Regions from separate parts of the Homo sapiens genome. Here all the other regions are linked to region 1. The links are chromatin contacts, found by Hi-C or POLR2A ChIA-PET in ENCODE. All regions are on one chromosome and are shown on one strand. Each heading gives the region's core, a stretch centred on a gene start or an enhancer-like site at or near the end of the contact. The rest is flanking DNA. Distances are from core to core; before and after follow the strand shown. Region 1 holds the start of HIF1A-AS3 (HIF1A antisense RNA 3). Region 2 overlaps PPP2R5E (protein phosphatase 2 regulatory subunit B'epsilon). Region 3 holds the start of WDR89 (WD repeat domain 89).

Region 1 (3,984 bases), core at 1,150-3,649:
AATTTAAGAAAAGCAAAGGACTGTGTCAGACTATATATGGTAGATAAGGGAGTAGTGACAAGTGACCTCTAGGGTTCTGGTTTCAGACTGAATGGTGCCATTCCTTGAGCAGGAGATGCAAGAGGAGAAGCCATTTGGAAGACAAATAAGGAGTTAATTTTTGACATGCCAAATTTGGGGCGCCTGCGGGGAGCACCCTGGGCTGGAGACGGTGATTATCAAGCTGGAGACAGTCCATGAAAAGGAAAGGTAACGGTGGCTTGGAACATCTCAAAGGGCCAATAAAAACTCTATTTAGATTTCAACTGTGTTTGCACAAGTACAGTTGAATTTGTGAATACCTCACAGAATGGGAATTAACTGCACCCTTGATAGCAGGCACCATATTCTAGAATATTTATATCACCTAGAGGTCTTAGAATAATATCTTGTACTCACTCAACACTACTCATTGATTGAATGGATCTCCCTGGAAGAGCTAGAAAATGGTTCTGTTCCCCACTTTGTTCCTCTGATCATAATTCTTCTCTAGTCTCTGACACACCTGAAATCCTCTCCACCTTGGATCATGTGTGAGTTGTTTTTGCGCATGCAGAGTGGAAGGCTTTAGGACGGATCAAAGATGAGTCAGATGGGAACCATGCTCTGAAGAAACTAAGAGTTTAGTACGAGGGATAAGACATGCAAAAATTATAAGGTTAAAAAAAGAGAAGTGAGAAAGCTAAAGAGGAAGTGATAAGGAAATTCACAGGAATGATAAATATTTGCAGTTGGGAAAACTCTAAGTAAGAGGCAAAGGCTGATGCAAAGTACCTCCCAGGCTGTATTGGCTCCTTTCTAATTTTCCGTATTTGTAGCTCACTTTCTTTAGGTTTTTGCTTTAATATTCTACCAGCAGATTAGGGAGTCAGGCAACAGTTTATGACTTCTGTCCAGCTTGTTTCTGTACGCCTATGAAAGATTTTGTCATAGCAGTTGTATGTAGAACCGTTTTTAAAAATCCATTTCAGAGGAAATAATATTATCCAGTCATATTTGGAAAGGATCTCTACATAAAACAGGGTTTTTAATGTTAATATTTCAAAGATCTTTAAAATTAGATTTTACTTCACAGAATCCTAATCTACTTGTCTGACTTTACACAGTGTTTCTCTACTTTGTAAAAAGCATGACCCTTTGTGATAAATATTACAGCCCCACCAGCCTGCTCTCTTCTATGGAAAATTGTCCATCTATAATGATTATGCATCCGTAGGACCAAAAGAATTATGGCACTCTCATTAAAGGGCACCTCCCTGATTAGACACGAACACACACACATATGATAAGTGAGGCTACAGATCAGTTTTTATTAGTAAAAAAGTATCTAAAACACCTCAACTACTTTTGAAAAGTGTACCTTTGCTTTCTATAAAATGCTATTTGAGGAAACCACAAACAATGAATTTTCCTGAAGGAAACAAATGAAAATAAAATGTAAAATGTAGTGAGCTGTGGATATGCAGAGGCGAAGTTATTTATTCTAAATACCTGGCTTTGTACTTTATAATACATTGTGCAATCTGAACATACCAATTATTACAGAGATTAAGGCTCCAAGCTTTTTCCGTACTCTATACACTCATCTCCCTTCTGTCCAACAAGATTATCTTCTCCCAAAGGATTCTCAATAGCTGGCATACAATAAAATCAAAACAGTAAAAAGCCCAAAAAACCACCCCCCACAAAACCACCAAAATAAAAACGGCACCAAGTGGGATAAAGTTTCGAGATCCTTAACTAGGCATATCTCAACGTGCTTTATTTAAAATAAACGAACTCTTTGAGTGCCTTAAGAGGAATATATTTAAATAAACATAGAACTCCTCTATTTTTGATTAGATGTCTAATTTTTTTTAAAAAAGTATTATATAACTAACCACTATCCAATCTGTTAGAACTCAACTTTTTCTATTCTACAAAGAAAAAGCTTCATACCCCAAAGCATTTGCTTGGGAATTTCGGGAGGCAGCTCTTCCGCAATACATCAAGTCCCATTCGCCCACGCCCCCCCCATCTAAAAAACAAAGTTTGGGGAAGCACTAGGCTTCCGACTTTGACAAGTCCCAGAAGACAAAGCCCAGGGCTGACCCCCCACGCCTGGCGCCGCCCGTTCGCAGGCCAGGAGCGGCCAGGGCCTCCCGCATGCGCTCCCACACGTACGCGCAGCGGGCAGCAGCCACCCCACAGCGTACACGAAAGTCGCCTTGCGCGGCTGGAGCCCTGGAGCCCACGGCCGGGGCCGCGGGCGGGGCCCGGGACTGCGGTGCTGCGCCCGAGCACGTACTGAGGCGTGGCCTGCCGCGCGCCGGGCGGGGCTCGGGAAGTTTCTCGGGTTGGCTTGGGTTTCGCATCCTCATCATGTAGCGCCAGCCACACCAGGAACAGAAGGGTGCCGGGTACCTTCCGCATGCTTGGTATTCTCCCCGCGGGGCTCTGACCGCTGCCGCTCTCAGGCACCTGTCTTTCCTCTCCGTCCCAGAATGGAGCCAAGACAAGGGAATAAACGAAATTCAATAGTACACGGAGATCGGGTGTCTGGGCAGCGTCTTGGAAAAACTATCCACTACAGGTAAGAATAAAAATTATGTCCAAACCTCTGAAAGGTGTGAACACATCAAAGCTCCAGAAGGCGTTCATAGGAAGGTTTATGGTAAAGTATAACTTTTATCCTACAGGGAGACTATTTTTGTATCGAATTCCACTAATTTCACTATTTCTCTGTAAAATAATCTGGGACGACAGGTTCATCTCTATTTAAAGGAACGAAATGTGAGCAAAGTGGTTAGTGGAAAACTTAAAAAAAAAAAAGTAAAAGTTTTTTTCTTTACATTTTTGTTGGTTCCAGCTGGCAACACGTTTGCAAAGGTTTTATTTAACCAAATCTTAATGTTGAAAAAAAGAAAAAAAGAGGATTCTTTACTCTGCAACTTGTTTTAGGTATTGCTACTTAAACATTTTGAACTTTTAGATTAAGTTTCTACAAAGCGAGTAATTTTAAGTTCATCTTTTCTGTACAGAGGCTTCTAGGAGGAAAATAAGATTTGGAATGATAATCGTGAGGTTATAAAAACTTAAACATATCTATTATGCCATTAAGTCAAAACAGCTCTGGGAAAAAATACCATACATTGATACAGTCTTTTATAGTTTGTGCTTTCCCATTCACTACCTTGTTAATTTGAGTTAATGTCTCCATAACTGGATATCTCAATCTCTAGTTCAAATTCAGAACCCACTAAATGGCACTTGAAAACACTTTTATTCATTTCTATTTATGCCCTGCCACTCCTCTTAGGACATTCCCTCAATGTTATGTGATCTCATTACTTTCAAGTGACATCGGATCCTCAGTTTTCCACACCTCCATTGCCGCCTTCTGTTTGCTATTTAAACAAACAGTTAACAATGGAGAAAAGGGTATGTTCAACTGGATTGGCTAGCACTGCAGGGTGGTTAGCTCCATGGACTTTGGAGTCACTCATGGCCACCTCAAAAGCTCCGAGCCTTAGATCACTTCTTCAAGACTATATACTGTATAGATATACTCCTCCCTTATCTGGTACTGCTATGAATGAACTATATATAGCATTTAGATCTCAAATGAAGATTTACCCAAGCTCTAAAAGTAATAGATGGCAGACCAGAAATGTAAGCTTAAGTCTCCTGACTCTAAAGTCAAACTTAGAACAAACTTGGTTTGTTTTTTAATGATACTGCATTAAAAAAATTAAAATAGCTTTATTCTTTTTCTCCTGTATTTTTATGGAATAGCTACATTTCTTTTATACTCAGAACATACATTCTCATTTTTCTGGGTTATGAGTATAAAAGAAATACAGCTGTTTCATAAAGTAAGGATTATAGTTGCCAGGGTTGGGTTATAAGCCTTGGACAAAACCATTATGAAGAAATTTGTGACGGTGCATAAAATTGGGAAGGGCC
Region 2 (4,002 bases), core at 769-3,268, 1.7 Mb before region 1:
CATTTTTAACCTTCTGTTCTTCGTTTTCCCCTTACTCAGTCATTGAGCTTATCTGTTCCTTTGATTTCAACTTTCACCTTTATGGGAAAACTCTGGAATCTCTACCGTTTAATTTATAGCCCCTTGTTTCCAGTCCTATTTCGAGTCTTTTTCTCCCTTGGAGTTACCTCACATTCTGTTGTTGCCACTACAGTTCATGAACTTCCTTGACTAACTTCTCTGTCTGATTGTTTCATTTTTACCAACAGTATCATCATTCTTCCAACCTGGAAACATTAGTAATCTTTGACTATCTTTCCTTTCTGTTATATCTAATGTAATTTAAAAAATCCCTTTGTTTCTTACCTTCTGGTATCTCAGCTTCTTTTTCTTCTATTCTTCCACGGCCATCAACTTCGTATAAGCCCTCATAACTCTTCATACTTGGTTCTGATGACATTGTTTTTGGCTAATTTGATTGCCTCCCTTCAGCCCCCGCTAAAACACTTCTCATTATGTTTGCTCCTGTCCCACATTTCTGTGTTGTCAGCCACATGAAACCCAGGTTACCCTGCAGTTTGTAAAGTCCTTTCTGGCCAGGTATGTCCTCATTCCTCCCTCTCATTTCCCACTCTTTCTAGTCACCTGTCTTCCATGCCCTAGACATGCATATCTTCTTATAATTTCTCCCATAATGTGCTCACTCTCACCTCTGTGCTGTTCTTGTCTAAAATATCTTCCACCTTTCCTTTGTTTATTCCTTGTTCTATTCATGCTTCCTTTCTGTCCCATCACTAGCTGAAAGCAATTCAACCTAACTGGCTTTCTAATTGACCTTAGGCTGTGCTGGTGATAATACAGGTTTGAACTCTCAGTTAGACTCCAAATCATATGCAAGTTCAACAAATGTCAGGTGTTCAAAACAAAATGAAACAACCAAACTTCTGTGTCATTACATTTTCCTGAACAGTAAATTAAATCCAAACAAGGTTGAAGTCTTGAAGTAAGCCAGCTTTAGTGCAAAGGAGAAGGCTGGAAGGTTAGAGAAGACTTTGAATCATCTTTTGAGAGACTTAACACTAATGTAAAGGGGTCCTTTATTTTATTTTTTTTTGAGATGGAGATTCACTCTTGTCACCCAGGCTGGAGTGAAATGGCGTGATCTCAGCTCATTTCAACCTCCGCCTCCTGGGTTCAGCCGATTCTCCTGCCTCAGCCTCCTGAGTAGCTGGGATTACAGGCGCCTGTCACCATGCCCGATTAATTTTTGTATTTTTGGTAGAGATGGGGTTTTGCCATGTTGGCCAGGTTGGCCTTGAACATCTGACTCAGGTGATCCACCTGCCTTGGCCTCCAACAGTGCTGGGATGACAGGCATGAGTCACTGTGCCCAGCCTAAGGGGGCTTTTAAATATTAACAGAAATAACAGGCCAGCTGGAGAATCTTTCTAACCCTTGGTAGTTGCATTTTGCTTGGTACAAAGAGGAGATAGATGACAGAATGCTTGTCTTCCTCAATCTATGTTAAAGAGTCTGTTAGGAAGATTAGGAAGATTAACCCTTCCAGATGGTCCCTCCAGTGTACGTTGTAGATATTAGATGAAAACAAAAATGATCAGTAGTGATAAGCCAGCTCTCATTAGTCTTTAGCAGAGGTGGGATAGTGTACAGGTGCCAGATTGTGGAGGTCTGAAGCTCAGCAGGGCCCCCTTTCCAGCTGTGTGATGGTGGGCAAGTTGCTAAATATCTTTGGGCCAATTTTTATATGTAAAAATAAGGTTGGTAATACCTACCTCACAGCATTGTAGAAAGGATTAAAGGAGTTAATACATGTAAACTCCTTATAATAGTGACTGCCACAGAGTAAGTGCTTACTAAGTTTTTACTATTATTATGTATACATGATATGACTGGGAAGGGATGACTCATTCAAGATTTTCAGAAACTATTTATTGTGAAACAGGAAATGGCTCTTTAGAATGCGTATCTTTTTCTAATACCTGACCTGTCTTCAGTGACTCTTGTTTATTTTGGGTTATTCATTCATTAATTAACAAGTGTATTTTGACATTGCTTATAGTCAAGATCCTGAAAGAGTGTATTGTCTGTAGGAGATCATGATATTTTCAATAGAGGATAGATTCTGAAAACTTGTGAGAGTTGTATGAATGAGGTTCTTCTGGCCCATCTGGGTCTATGAACAATCTATACATAAGACATCTGGTTTTATCAGAAATTTGAAACTTACGCATTTTTATGTGTACTCTCCATTCTCAAAGAGAGCCTGGTGCGTGTTTTTGCAGATTTATGTAATATGAGAGTTTCTGGAATCTAGATGAATGTCATTCAGAGTGGTCTCTCTTGAACTTGCCCCACTTGGCTTTTTTCAAAGAAATGTTGTCATCTGCATGCTATGCTTGCTTTGGACTTCAGGGTGGGGTAAAAAATGGCTCAGAAGCTATTGCTTGGTCACCTTTGTAATATCAGGGTGCATTAATGGTACAAGCAAGCAATGTAGATTGTCAAAATTTCAGAATTAGACATTTTATCTTTTTATTAGGATGCTGTAATTTTTTTTTTTTTTTTGTAGAGACGGAGGTCTTTCTGTGTTGATCTTCCCACCTCAACCTCCAAAAGTGTTGGGATTATAGGTGTGAGCCATTGTGCTCAGCCACGTTTTTTTTTTTTTTTAATCTGTTGATAAAGGCTTGTTTTTATGATCCTGTGAAAGTAGATTAGGTGTCAATAGAGTCTTCAGATAATTTGCTTGTTTTATGCTGGAAATTCCTATTAAAATTATGCAATTGGATGAAGCCATTTTGTTATTGTCACTATGAAGTATTTTTTAATAATATAAATATGTTCTTCCTAGAGATAACCCCTTAACCCTTTAGTAGACAGGATAATCAATCACCACATTATCAGAGGGCAAGTCGGTTTTTTTTTTTTTTTAAACTTATGGAAAGGTTATGAGTGCAGAGTGTGATTGTGGAATACTGTGTGCCTTGGGGTTGGAACTGGGCTATAAGTAGGGAGGTAGGAGGCTGGATGCAGGGGCTCACACTTGTAATCCCAGCACTTTGGGAGGTCCAGGCGGCAAGGATCCCTTGAGCCTAGGAGTTCAAGACCACCCTGGGTAACATAGTGAAGCACTGTCTTTACAAAAACTACAAAAATTAGCTAGGTGTGGTGGTGCATGCCTGTAATCCCAGCCACTTGGGAGGCTGAAATGGGAGGATTGCTTCAGCCAGGGAGGTCGAGGCTACAGTGTGCTGTGACTGTGCCACTGCACTCTAGCGTGGGTGACAGAGTGAGACCTTGTCTCAAAAAAAGTGGGGGGTGTGGGGAGGTAGGAGATGAGGAGGACAAAAATCATTGTTTATTCTTTATAATCCTACTGCCACATTTATCTGTCCAAATAAATGGAGAGGAGGAAGTATTTCATTTTGGTGTAAAATTATCCCTTCTGGTTCTTTGTAGTGAAGTTGTTTTTACACGTTAGCCATTGACCCAGAATAATAAAACTGAATATCTTGCAGCCTTGGTTCTCTTACAGGTAAAATGGGAATATTAACATGTATTAGGCAGGAATTTTGTAAGATTTTAATGGGAGGATATAATGAAGGACCTAAGCTGGAGGTCCATTTCCTTGTCAGGTGCTTTTTTCTTTTCTGTCTCTCAACTTGGTCCATGAAATTCAGATACTTTACTTGATTTTTTTGAAACGGAGTCTTGCTCTGTCGCCCAGGCTGGAGTGCAGTGGCACGATCTCGGCTCACTGCCAGCTCCGCCTCCCGGGTTCACGCCATTCTCCTGCCTCAGCCTCCTGAGTAGCTGGGACTACAGGCGCTCGCCACCACGCCTGGCTACTTTTTTGTATTTTTTTAGTAGAGATGGGTTTTCACCGTGTTAGCCAGGATGGTCTTGATCTCCTGACCTCGTGATCAGCCCGCCTCGGCCTCCCAAAGTGCTGGGATTACAGGCGTGAGCCACCGCGCCCGGCCACTTTAATTGTATTTTTTG
Region 3 (4,163 bases), core at 1,536-4,035, 1.9 Mb before region 1:
CCAGTGTCTGCTGAAAATAGAAAAAATTAGCTGGGTGTGGTGGCACGCGCCTGTAATCCCTGCTATTCGGGAGGCTGAAGCATGAGAATTGCTTGAACCTGGGAGGTGGAGGTTGCAATAAGCCGAGATTGTGCCACTGCACTCCAGCCTGGGTGACAGAGGGAGACTCTGTCTCAAAAATAAACAAATGAAACATTTTAGAAGCTTCCAAAAGTGCTGAGAGAACACTTAGAATTTAAATCAGCCAAATGTGGCCACAGTTTAGTCACTCAGCTGATCTATCATTCAGCTAAACAGCGCTAACCACAGTAGCCTTGATTCAGTTTTTAATGGTGTTTATTCTTAGTTATATGACATTTAATTAACATGTTAAATGAACTACTGATTTAAAATAAGAGGCAAAAGGAAAATACCATTAAAATGCTAGCTAATGAAAAGCATTAAAAATATAATTCTGCATTTTTGCCAGAGTCATCTTCACCCATCCATATGTTTCACCTACTACATCACATAGAATATTACAAGGATAAATATATCGATGATTTACACCCAATTTCGCTCTTCATTTATTGGGAATAAAAACGAGCATAAGCTTGTAATCCCAGCACTTTGGGAAGCCGAGGCAGGAGCCTCGTTTGAACTCAGGAGTTCGAGACCAGCCTGGGCAACATAGCGAATCTCTGTCTACACAAAAAATATGGCCGGGCGCAGTGGCTCACGCCTGTAATCCTAGCACTTTGGGAGGCCGAGGCAGGTGGATCACAAGCTCAGGAGTTTGAGACCATCCTGGCTAACACAGTGAAACCCCGTCTCTACTAAAAATACAAAAGATTAGCCGGGCATGGTGGCATGTGCCTGTAGTCCCAGCTACTTGGGAGGCTGAGGCAGGAGAATCTCTTGAACCCGGGAGGCGGAGGTTGTAGTGAGCTGAGATCGCGCCACTGCACTCCAGCCTGGGCGACAGAGCGAGACTCCATCTCAAAAAAAAAAAAAAAAAAAAAAAATCTGGGCTTGGTGGCGTGTGCCAGTAGTCTCAGCAATTCAGGAGGCTGAGGTGGCAGGCTCACTTGAGCCCAGGACGTCGAGGCTGCAGTGAACCATGATCCCACCTCCTGCCAGTGCACTCCAGCCTGGATGACAGAGCGAGACCCTGTCTCCAAAACAAAACAAAACAAAGAGCTAAATCGGTAATGTTTCCTTTACAAACAACCTGAAACCTTCTCTAATCATTTAGAAATAAGATACAAAAATGACAAAAATAATTCGATATTTTAAACAAAAATGCAATAATTACAAGCATCAGTAATGAACGCAGTTTTTGCTTAGCTTTAATTCTGTAAAGTGTACTTAATTTTAATCTAGAAGTGTAGAAGTATTACATACATCCGAAATCATGTTTTTTTCTTCTACAGTCGAAAGTTTGTATTACATGTAAAATAGGAAAAAAATATTAAAATTTTTCGAAAGCGAAAAGTCTACTCAGCAAGTTTTTGGTATTTATTAATGGTTTTACTTTTGCTAGACACAAAAATGAAATACCGCTAAATTAGCTCACAGAAGAGTTCAGGATTCTATAGACTCAGGAAAAGCCTGTCCTAAAACTGTTTTAATAAAGGCTGAAAATAGACACTATAATACAGTCTTTAATAATATACAATGTGTATTCCTCCTGATGGTGGTCTTGCTTGACATTTTAAGCATAGCCCTATTTTCCTGTGAAGATAGCAGCCAGTTCTGCTTCATGTCATAACAACACTTGATTCATGTAAGCAGCTGCTACCTATGCCATCACAGTACACATAATTGCTAAATGTAGGGTTCAAATAATCGTAAATGGACACTAATATGAAAATCAGACTGTTTTGTTGTAACAGCAAAAGTTTTAGAAACAAATAATTTTAGTATCTACTTAGTACAGTAAGCATGAACATATAGTATACAGCTAGGCACAGCAGTAAATTGTTGGAAACACTAACATTTATTGTTTACGAACATACATGCAGTGTTTACACATTTCTTAAATGTTGTCTTTAATGCTGCTGATAAACGAAAGGATAAAAAGTCCAACAAACCACAATAAATGTCAATGGGTGTTATTAACAACATGAAAGAACTCAGTAGCAACAACCACATTTAAAGCTACAGGACTCGAAAGTTCCGGACTACAAATCCCAGAGTTCCCTAGAGCCCAGGCGGAGCTACCTTCAAACTGATCGCTTTTTCACCCAATGACAGCCAGAGAATCCCTAAACCACATTCAGCCCGGCCTGAAGGGCTGGTTTCTTCGCGTGAAAACAATAAGGTATTACGTAGACTTTCTGAACACGAGTGGTAGTTTCAGGGCCTGAGTCTAACTACTAAATTATTTCTCCCCGCATTAGTCTCCTAGTCATCTTAATAACTCTCTACCCAACTCTGGCTCGGTGGAAACTCGGAACGTCTAAATGCTGAAACTCACGTAAATCAGTACCAGCGGATGCATCCAGTCAGCCACGAGGAAGGCGGAATCCGCCTTATTCTTGCCCTTTATTGGCCACGCATCCCACCAATGGGGCCATTAAACTTCCGCTAACGCAGCGTACGGCGTGGTGGTGTGAGCGTTGTACGTACGCTGGGTCTACGAAGGGGCAGGCGTTCTGCTTTCGTCCAATCGGAAGCTAGCAAGAATTCCCCGGGCCGCTATGCCCCACTTCTTTCGCGTCGCGTTACGGGCCGCCTCTCTGCAGCCGACCAATCCTCTTGATTTTCTTGTGCGCATTACCCAATCAGAGAGGTCGAGGCGGGGTTCCACTTGACCGCTCTAAGCCGCCGCGCAGCCTGCGTTTTCTCCGGTACAGGTTGAGGCTACTAAGGTACATTTTGCTGGGCCAGGCTGGGCGGGTCCCCGGGATGGGCAGCCCTCTCGACGAGCGGCGACGCCGTGGTTGAGTCTAGAAAGCTAGAGTTGCTGGACAGCTATCGCGGGAGCGCGGAGGGAAGTGGGAGGTCTGGACGGAGTGTGCACGTGTTGGCAGTCTCGCTCCGCCGTCGGAGCCACCAGGTCAAACCTGTGCTGGCCCTGGCCAAAGAAACTTCTGCGGGTCAGGCTGCTGTTGCCGGTGCAGTTCCCAGTACTTCCTCTGGGGCGTTTTTCAATAAAAGCCAAACGCCCTTGCTCATTTTCAGGGAAAGACCTGTTTCCTCCTGCTCTTTCCTCTCCACGGATACTCTCCCCACCACTAAAAGGGTTTAGTATAATCCTTTTGTAGGCCAGAAAGCAGATTTTCACTTGGGAAGAGACGACCCGTAGTATGGGATGTGGTATGATACCAGCAACTGGTCTATTATATCATTTAAACCACATGGCTATCTAAAGAGGTAGGTACTGTGAGTGTTCTCATTTTCACGCGAAGCAGTGTTAGACATTACTCATTCTTGTGTTTTCTTTAGCTTGTCTCTGACAAATTGTGGCATTCAGCTTCCATGGATGTAAAATTAAAAGATGGTATAATTTGTAAAATGTTGCTCCTGTTTTCTTTTTTGTTTTTCTTTTTCTTTTTCTTTTTTTTTTTTTTTTTTGAGATGGAGTCTCAGGCTGTCGCGCAGGCTGGAGTGCAGTGGGGCGATCTCGGCTTACTGCAACCTCCGCCCCCCGGGTTCAAGCGATTCTCCAGCCTCAGCCTCCCGAGTAGCCGGGATTATAGGCGCCTGGCACCACGCCCGGCTAATTTTTGTATTTTTAGTAGAGACGGGATTTCACCATACTGGTCAGGCCGGTCTCGAACTCCTGACTTCAGGTGATCCACTCGCCTCTGCCTCCCAAAGTGCTGGGATTACAGGCGTGAGCCACCGTGCCCGGCCGTTTTCTTTATTAATTTGAAATTATTTAAAGTCAATAAAAGCCTGGGCGCGGTGGCTCACGCCAGTAATCCCAGCACTTTGGGAGGCCGAGGCGGGCGGATCACGAGGTCAGGAGTTCGAGACCAGCCTGGTCAACATGGTGAAACCCCCGTCTCTACTACGAATGCAAAAATGTGGCGGGCGCCTGTAGTCCCAGCTACTCGGGAGGCTGAGGCAGGAGAATCGCTTGAACCCGGGAGGCAGAGGTTGCAGTGAGCCAAGATCGTGCTACTGTACTCCAGCCTGGGCGACAGAGTGAGACAACGTCTCAAAAAAGAGAAAAA

Evidence for each region. Hi-C counts contacts between places; a loop is a spot of excess contacts on that map. ChIA-PET counts read pairs that join two places held with the same protein, here RNA polymerase II (POLR2A). Pooled maps may share reads with other maps.
Region 2: a pooled map shows a loop between it and region 1 (3-fold over the local background). The contact joins the enhancer-like site here to the promoter of HIF1A-AS3 in region 1. A Hi-C loop is called at or near these places in 2 of 37 single-sample maps with no recorded cell type and 3 of 50 pooled maps.
Region 3: a pooled map shows a loop between it and region 1 (4-fold over the local background). The contact joins the promoter of WDR89 here to the promoter of HIF1A-AS3 in region 1. A Hi-C loop is called at or near these places in 1 of 168 maps with a recorded cell type or tissue (CD8-positive, alpha-beta T cell), 1 of 37 single-sample maps with no recorded cell type and 9 of 50 pooled maps. POLR2A ChIA-PET finds 5 or more read pairs at or near these places in 1 of 52 experiments (naive thymus-derived CD4-positive, alpha-beta T cell).

Annotation. Positions count from the first base shown.
Region 1 is chr14:61,749,512-61,753,495 of GRCh38, reverse strand. It overlaps HIF1A-AS3 (HIF1A antisense RNA 3), which reads left to right and starts at 2,399. Exons shown (of 3, transcript NR_144368.1): 1 at 2,399-2,611. RefSeq lists a silencer at 2,068-2,377.
Region 2 is chr14:63,469,392-63,473,393 of GRCh38, reverse strand. All of the region lies in intron 2 of PPP2R5E (protein phosphatase 2 regulatory subunit B'epsilon), which reads left to right. Among named protein-coding and RNA genes, the nearest start is that of PPP2R5E, 72 kb to the left of the region's middle. RefSeq lists an enhancer at 1,660-1,739. Within about 2 kb of position 2,018, at least 6 of the 41 ENCODE cell types and tissues checked have a DNase peak (open chromatin) inside an H3K27ac peak, as active enhancers do.
Region 3 is chr14:63,640,493-63,644,655 of GRCh38, reverse strand. It overlaps WDR89 (WD repeat domain 89), which reads left to right and starts at 2,785. Exons shown (of 3, transcript NM_080666.4): 1 at 2,785-2,852. LOC105370532 (a long non-coding RNA gene) reads right to left here and starts at 2,595. Exons shown (of 3, transcript XR_001750790.3): 1 at 2,459-2,595. RefSeq lists enhancers at 2,204-2,473, 2,884-2,983, 2,538-3,197.